Linked DNA regions of Homo sapiens: region 1 is linked to region 2. The links are chromatin contacts, found by Hi-C or POLR2A ChIA-PET in ENCODE. All regions are on one chromosome and are shown on one strand. The core of a region is the stretch at or near the end of the contact, and the rest is flanking DNA. Distances in the headings are between cores, read along the strand shown. Region 1 has its middle 26 kb from the start of BDKRB2. Region 2 has its middle 78 kb from the start of BDKRB2.

The links. Hi-C counts contacts between places; a loop is a spot of excess contacts on that map. ChIA-PET counts read pairs that join two places held with the same protein, here RNA polymerase II (POLR2A). Pooled maps may share reads with other maps.
Region 1: a map of naive thymus-derived CD4-positive, alpha-beta T cell shows a loop between it and region 2 (3-fold over the local background). The contact joins two enhancer-like sites. A Hi-C loop is called at or near these places in 2 of 168 maps with a recorded cell type or tissue (IMR-90 and naive thymus-derived CD4-positive, alpha-beta T cell), 2 of 37 single-sample maps with no recorded cell type and 9 of 50 pooled maps. POLR2A ChIA-PET finds 5 or more read pairs at or near these places in 6 of 52 experiments (A673, AG04449, AG04450 and 3 more).

What each region holds. Positions count from the first base shown.
Region 1 is chr14:96,177,464-96,180,625 of GRCh38, reverse strand. No RefSeq gene overlaps it. Among named protein-coding and RNA genes, the nearest start is that of BDKRB2, 26 kb to the left of the region's middle. Within about 2 kb of position 1,750, at least 4 of the 41 ENCODE cell types and tissues checked have a DNase peak (open chromatin) inside an H3K27ac peak, as active enhancers do.
Region 2 is chr14:96,125,622-96,128,705 of GRCh38, reverse strand. No RefSeq gene overlaps it. Among named protein-coding and RNA genes, the nearest start is that of BDKRB2, 78 kb to the left of the region's middle. RefSeq lists an enhancer at 2,167-2,336. Within about 2 kb of position 1,770, at least 4 of the 41 ENCODE cell types and tissues checked have a DNase peak (open chromatin) inside an H3K27ac peak, as active enhancers do.

The DNA.
Region 1 (3,162 bases), core at 501-3,000, 52 kb before region 2:
TTATCCTTTAATGTTCTTTAATTTGTAATGGCTCAGATTTGAAGTGCTTTTTATGGGCTACTGATGTCACATATTTCATTTAAATGGCACAGCATGCCTTACGAGGTAAGTAGCTGTCAGATTAAGCTGGGCTGCAGCAACAAATACATCCTGATACCTTTAAGCAGCATGGGTTTATTTCTTGTTCACATCATAGGCCACTTGGCTCCCTCTCCAGGGTCTGACATGGGGACCCAGATCTGTTCCATCCTGGGTCCTGCTGGTGGCTCTTCCATCTCATGGTTTCCTGAATGCCTTAGTGCAACTCAATAGCATGGGGGCCCTGGAGGGTAAGGAGGGAAATTGGAGGACCATTGGTGGGAGATTCTATGAGCCAAGCACAAAAGCGGCATACATCACTTCCTCCTACATCCCATTGGCCAGAAGAGCGTCATGTGGCCTCATCTAGCTGCAAAGGAGGCTGGGAAATATAGTTTAACAATATGTTCACAAAGAGGAGAAAATTGATATTGGCTCCAGTAAGAGTGTGGTTATTTCTGAGATGAGAAATAGGGGCTCAGCAAGGTGAAATGAATGGCCCAAGGTCACAGAGCCAGAAAGTGGGGATGCTGGAACCTGACTTCAGGGGTCAAAACATAGCAAAGTATAAACAGCAAAATATTACCTGAAAATGACAGGATATAAAACAGTATGCAATTTCATCCCACTTACATTACTTTTTACATTCACACACTTGCCTAGCAGACTGGAAGAAAATACACCCAGTGTCATTGGGCTATATCTGGTTGTTTGGACTATATGTGACTAATCTTGTCATCATGTTTTCAAAGTTTTCTACAATGAGAAAACAGGTGTCATTACTTTCTAAAATTGGTTGACTGATTTTCTTAAAGCTAAATTATTTATTTCCATAAAGCCCTGTCACAGGGCCAAAAAAGTTGCCCAGTGGGGCAGGTGATAATCACATTCTTCCTAATAGTAATAATTTCTTTCGTTTATGATTTCAGTTCTTTATAGTGTTCAGTGGACTCTTGCATATTTCATTGGTTCTTTTATTTATTCTATTCTCCATCAGCTCTGATCCCACCTCCTTTCTGCCAAGTGCTGGCAAGGCTCTGGATGGCGCAGAGGGGAGACAGATCCTGGATCATGCATTTGTGTATCCCTGAATTCAGGAATAAAGTCAGGAGTGAATTGATGGAGTGCCTTCCTGGTGGGCCCAGGCTATGAAGGGCTTCGCACATCATGCCGTGGGGTCTGGGTGGCTTCCTGTTGGCCTAGGTGTGCGCTGGAACAGAGTCAGAAGCTCACTGAGGTGAGGGATGGTTGTAGCTGGGTGAACATGAAGTTGAGGGCTCCGGAAGACATCTGGGGAAGGCCGCTGAAGCCCAGGACATGCCAGGGGTCTAGAGACCAAGGTCTGATCTGAGACCAGACTGTGTCCAACCCAGGGCTCTGTCTGGAACTTCATTTCTTAGCCACCAGATGGCCTGGCTGCTGGGACTTTCCCGCTGTGCCATCTTCAAGCACATGGAAGGGCTCTACCTGCACGGGTGGGTCTAGAGCCCTGTGGGTTTCCCCCAGCTGCAACTTTGGAGCAGGCCGGGAACTCTGCAGGCAAACAACTTGCTTGGATTTATCATTTGTGTTGCTCAGCATCTGGGAGCATAAACAAGGCCATGGGTGCCAGCTGTGGTTACCTCTTAGCAAGGATCAGGATGTCTGTGCAAAACCTGTCACCCTGACTCGCTGTGAGTGGGTGTGGGGCATGCACACGTGCACCCATGCACACACATATCACACACAAACACACTCACACTGCTACAGCGCAATTGAATTCCTTGCCCCAAATGCAGAGCTGCTTTGTATGTCTCCCTTCTCTGCATTCCTGGTGTCAGGGAGCTTCCATTTTTTGCTGAAATCAATTTAGGAGCAAGAAAAAAAATGAATGTGGAAAGTGTAGCTGCATTTCCAAACTGCTTTTGTCAGGGGAACAGGGTCTGGCTCTGTCACCCAGGCTGGAGTGCAGTGGAGCGATCATACCTCACTGCAATCTCGACCTCTTTCCTCAGTCTCCTTAGTATCTGGGACTACAGGCAAGAGCCAACATGCCTGGCTAATTTTTTTTTTTTAAATTATTTGTAGAGATGAGGTCTGGCCATGTTACCCAGGCTGGAACATAAACTTTAAAAAATTTTGTAAGCAACCAAAGCCTTTTTCCAACAAAATCTTAGATTGATAAAAACAAAGTTGCTCAGGTTGAAGCCAGGTAGGGCCCAGAGCCCTGGTCACTGGGCAGCCCCCCTCATCCCCCAGTGTTGTTTAAGAAATTCTGGAAAAACACAGATGAGAAAGGACAGGCACTGGCAGAGGAGCTCTCGGAAGGAACGCCCTGGGCTCAAAGATCTGCTCAGGGTCCTGGCTCTGCCGCGATTTGTGTGTGGGTGGAGCAGGGTACGCCCCACCCTCTCAGGACCTGAGCTTCCCCTCCGTGTACTGAACTTGTGATGAAGCCTGGCATGTGAGCGGCCTCAGGAAACCCCCCTCCCCTGCCTGTTTCTCTGTTAAACCCAAGTGCTCTCTGAGTCGGTTTCTAATATTGTGATTTCATGGTGGAAGCCTCATCACTGATAAAATAGGACACTATAAAAAGTTAAGCAATATTTAGGGATAATGTACTGGCCTTCCAGAAGAACTGCAGTGGCTATTTGCACGCTCACCTCCTCCTAAACTCTGCCTTCAAGCTTAAGCCGTTATGCACTTTTGGTCTTCAAAGCTATCTTAGGAAACTTGGGACAAAGCAGAGTAAGAAGGGACTTTTGACTCACATGCATCTGTGTTAACTCTTTCAAGGCCAAGACTGCCATTTTCAAAAATTCAATTGAGATAGAGCTGGAAGGGACCTTTTTTACATTTTACAGATTGGGCAACTGAGGCCCAAGGGGAGGGGGGTCAAGTTAGTGGCAGAGCCAGCAGGTGCTCCGAGGGCTCCTGACTCTGTATGGTGCAGAGAGTTTAAGAGCAAAGGCTTCAAAGTGAAAAAGACCCGCCATGGAATCCTAGCTCAGCCAACTAAAAACCAGGAGATGGTGGGCAAGTTATTTAAACTCATTGAACTTCATTTTTATCCTTTGATCAGTGAGAGTAATTCCCAGTTCGTAA
Region 2 (3,084 bases), core at 521-3,020:
TAAGCTACAAAATACAAATTGCATAATATCAGTGATTCCGCATGTAAGTTAAATGTCTCTATTTGCATTTAAAACTGGAAATGCACAATGTCAAGATGAACAGAATTTATGCTAATCATTTAACATTTTAATTTTTCTTTGCTTACAAAGTTAAATAGCAAGTAAAAAAAAAATTCCATGACAGAGAGGGAGAGAGAGAGAGAGAGAGAGAGGAGAACAGCTTTATATTTTAGTACCTTTAATGGCATTTTTCTCCGTGTTTTTATTTTGCAGTGGTGCAGATGCTGGAAGTCCTTTGAAGAAGTGATCCACAATGGAATGAGTGTCTGGGACTTAGGCAGTAAGGTCCTTGGTTCTGGAAGATTTCAAACAGCAATTAGAAGATGTCTATAAGAGATGCGGTAGAAGATTCCTGACATGCGTACAGTGATCCTCAAGACTCCCTTTAAAGCTAATAATTCCATAACTTTTAGTGGGGGAGTGACAGGTCCACATTCCCTTCTCTGATACCACTGGGACCAGATTATTCCAGAATTCAGGACTTTCATATCTTATAATGTATGCATATAACTTGCATTATGTAACACCCCTAGGGGAGTTTGGAAAGCACCCCAAAGCCCAACACACTAGTATCTCTGGAGAAAACCATAAGCAGGTGACAAACACAAACCATGAAAAGCCTCATGTTAGGTTTAGCTGGGAAACAAACTCAGGGAGGTCAGATTGTCCCACCAAATATGGGAAGTCTTTTGGAATTTGAAGCTTTTGGACTTTCAGATAAGGGATTATGGATCTGTTTGTGAACTCTTAAGTCATTTCACAGATTGGAAAAAAACAAAACAAAAATCCCAAACAATGTATACATGGAGGCACCTGAGATGTCTTTAAATTTCATGATGGGAAGAAAGAAACCAACACTTGTACACTGGTTTAGACCTGATGAAAGTGCTTGGGGCTCCACTGTCTATTAGACACTCACCGTGACCTTATGAACGAAGACGCATCATCTCCATCCTTTGGGGACAGGGAAACTGAAGCTTCCACAGAGCCGGCATCACATAGTACATGCTAGTGCCTGTGTGAGAACACACAGATTTGGGACTCCAAATATCAGGCTTTTTCTATAACCTCAAAAACCTCCTAAATGGTGCCCAGTGAATGTATTTCAGGCAGTGCTGCCATTCAGAGGGATGCCCCCATCTAGCTGTACTGAATGTTGGAGTTCTTCCTTTTAGGTGATATATCACCAAGGCCCTAAGTCTGTGGAGGCCTCTAGCCTTATCCTGCTGCCCCAGAGTGCCCCAGACTCTCCCAAAGTGTAGTAACTGTGCAAAGGGCAGACGCCTGGCAGAACAGGGACCCCAGGGGCTGGAGACTGTACCCTATTGTAGCTACATATTTGGAACATCACACCTACTAGAATTGTGCTAAGATACTGACCAGTCCTTGAGTATGTTGCCTTCCACCAAGAAGAGAGCACTCCCCTCCCCCAGAGATGTTCTATGTGTGTTTAGCTGGGAAGCTCTGCACAGCTGCACGCTGGTATATCCATGCTTGCCTGAGAATCACAGCTGCCTGGAGCTCTTGGGAAACACAGACTCCTGGGCCCCATCCTGACCTATTACAGAATCAGAATCTCCTGACACAGGCGCAGGTGTTTTGTGCACAAACGTTCCAGCTGAGTGCCGCCTAGAGTTGGGCAAGTTTGGAGATCACCGTGGCACTCCATTTACTTTGGTAAGAAGGATCTAATCAACCCATTCAAATTTGCAGAGGCAACAGTAAACAACTCTGTCTAGCTCTTCCACATAAGCACATTTAGAGACAAAATTTTCAGCTCTAATGGTTTCCACATTTCTTTCCTTGTCACTTCCTCCTTTTGTCAATGTCAATGTATATGTGTGTATTTCCAAGGATGCCATGCCTTGCCCCATGTCCTGTAGCAACCGGGCTGTGCCCACCCCACCCAGGCTGACCGGGTGCTCAGTGAGCACATTCTCCACTGTGCTTCACCCCACCCCATTGTGGAGATCTCAGAAACAGTGGGTTCCCCAGGTGACATTCAACCTCAGATGTGCATTTGTCACGCTCAGTTCTAAATTGGCTTGTTTTGGCAACCACCTGATGTTTCTAAATATGTGTTCTCCACATGTCCTCTTGCCTGAATCTTGAGAAATCTACACAGGAACTGGTAGCCTAGCTACGGAGAGAAGGTTTTTTCCCCTTCCTTTTCCCTTTGAAGCTGCCTGTGGTTGCACCCAAACGCTGCAGATGCAACCATGGATGTGTGCGCTGTATCCTCAGCCAGCTCTGGGTCAAGAGCCTGCTTGGCGTTTTTATGTTTCCCTTCTTATGAAGGATAAGGAAATGTGGGGGCAAATGGAATCTCTGCTGGGGACATTTTCAGCCGCCGATGCCACCAAAAGGAAGTGAATTTCTTTTCTGTTTATATCTCAGGAAATAATCTGTCACATTTGAAATCATTTCAGAAATATCTACTGCTCATAAACTTTCTGTTCCTTCATCCCCTGATCTGTTGATTCTGTAACATTATAGAGGGAAGGAAGAATGGATTAAGCAGCATAAAATACCATAAGTTCCTTAAAATGAGGATCCACATTTTCTTGTAGAAATGAGCTGGAATCAAAGCCCAGCAGCTCATTGTAATTCATTGGCTGTGTGACCTTATAAAAGTTACTTAACTTCTCTGAATCTTGGTTTTTCTTTACATAAAATGGAGATAATAATTGTAGTCAATTGTAAAAATGGTCACAATCTTCCACTCCTCCCCAAATGCTCACCACTGGCAGTGGGCTTTGCAGTTCCTCCTATCAAGAAGTGATGTCCATTTCCCATTCCTTTTTAATTTGCTTTGGTCAATGGAATGATAGGTGCTGGTTCTGAGTCTAGGTTCTAGGAGACGCATTGCACATGTCTGTCTTGGAACTCTGCCCAGTTGCCATGCGAGAAATCTGGCCTGGCTTGCTGGAGGATGAGAGACACGTGGAACTGAAAGGAACCATTCCAAGGAAGGCCATTCTAAATCAGCCAGCCTCCAGTCAACCCAGCACTGGGTACAAAGGC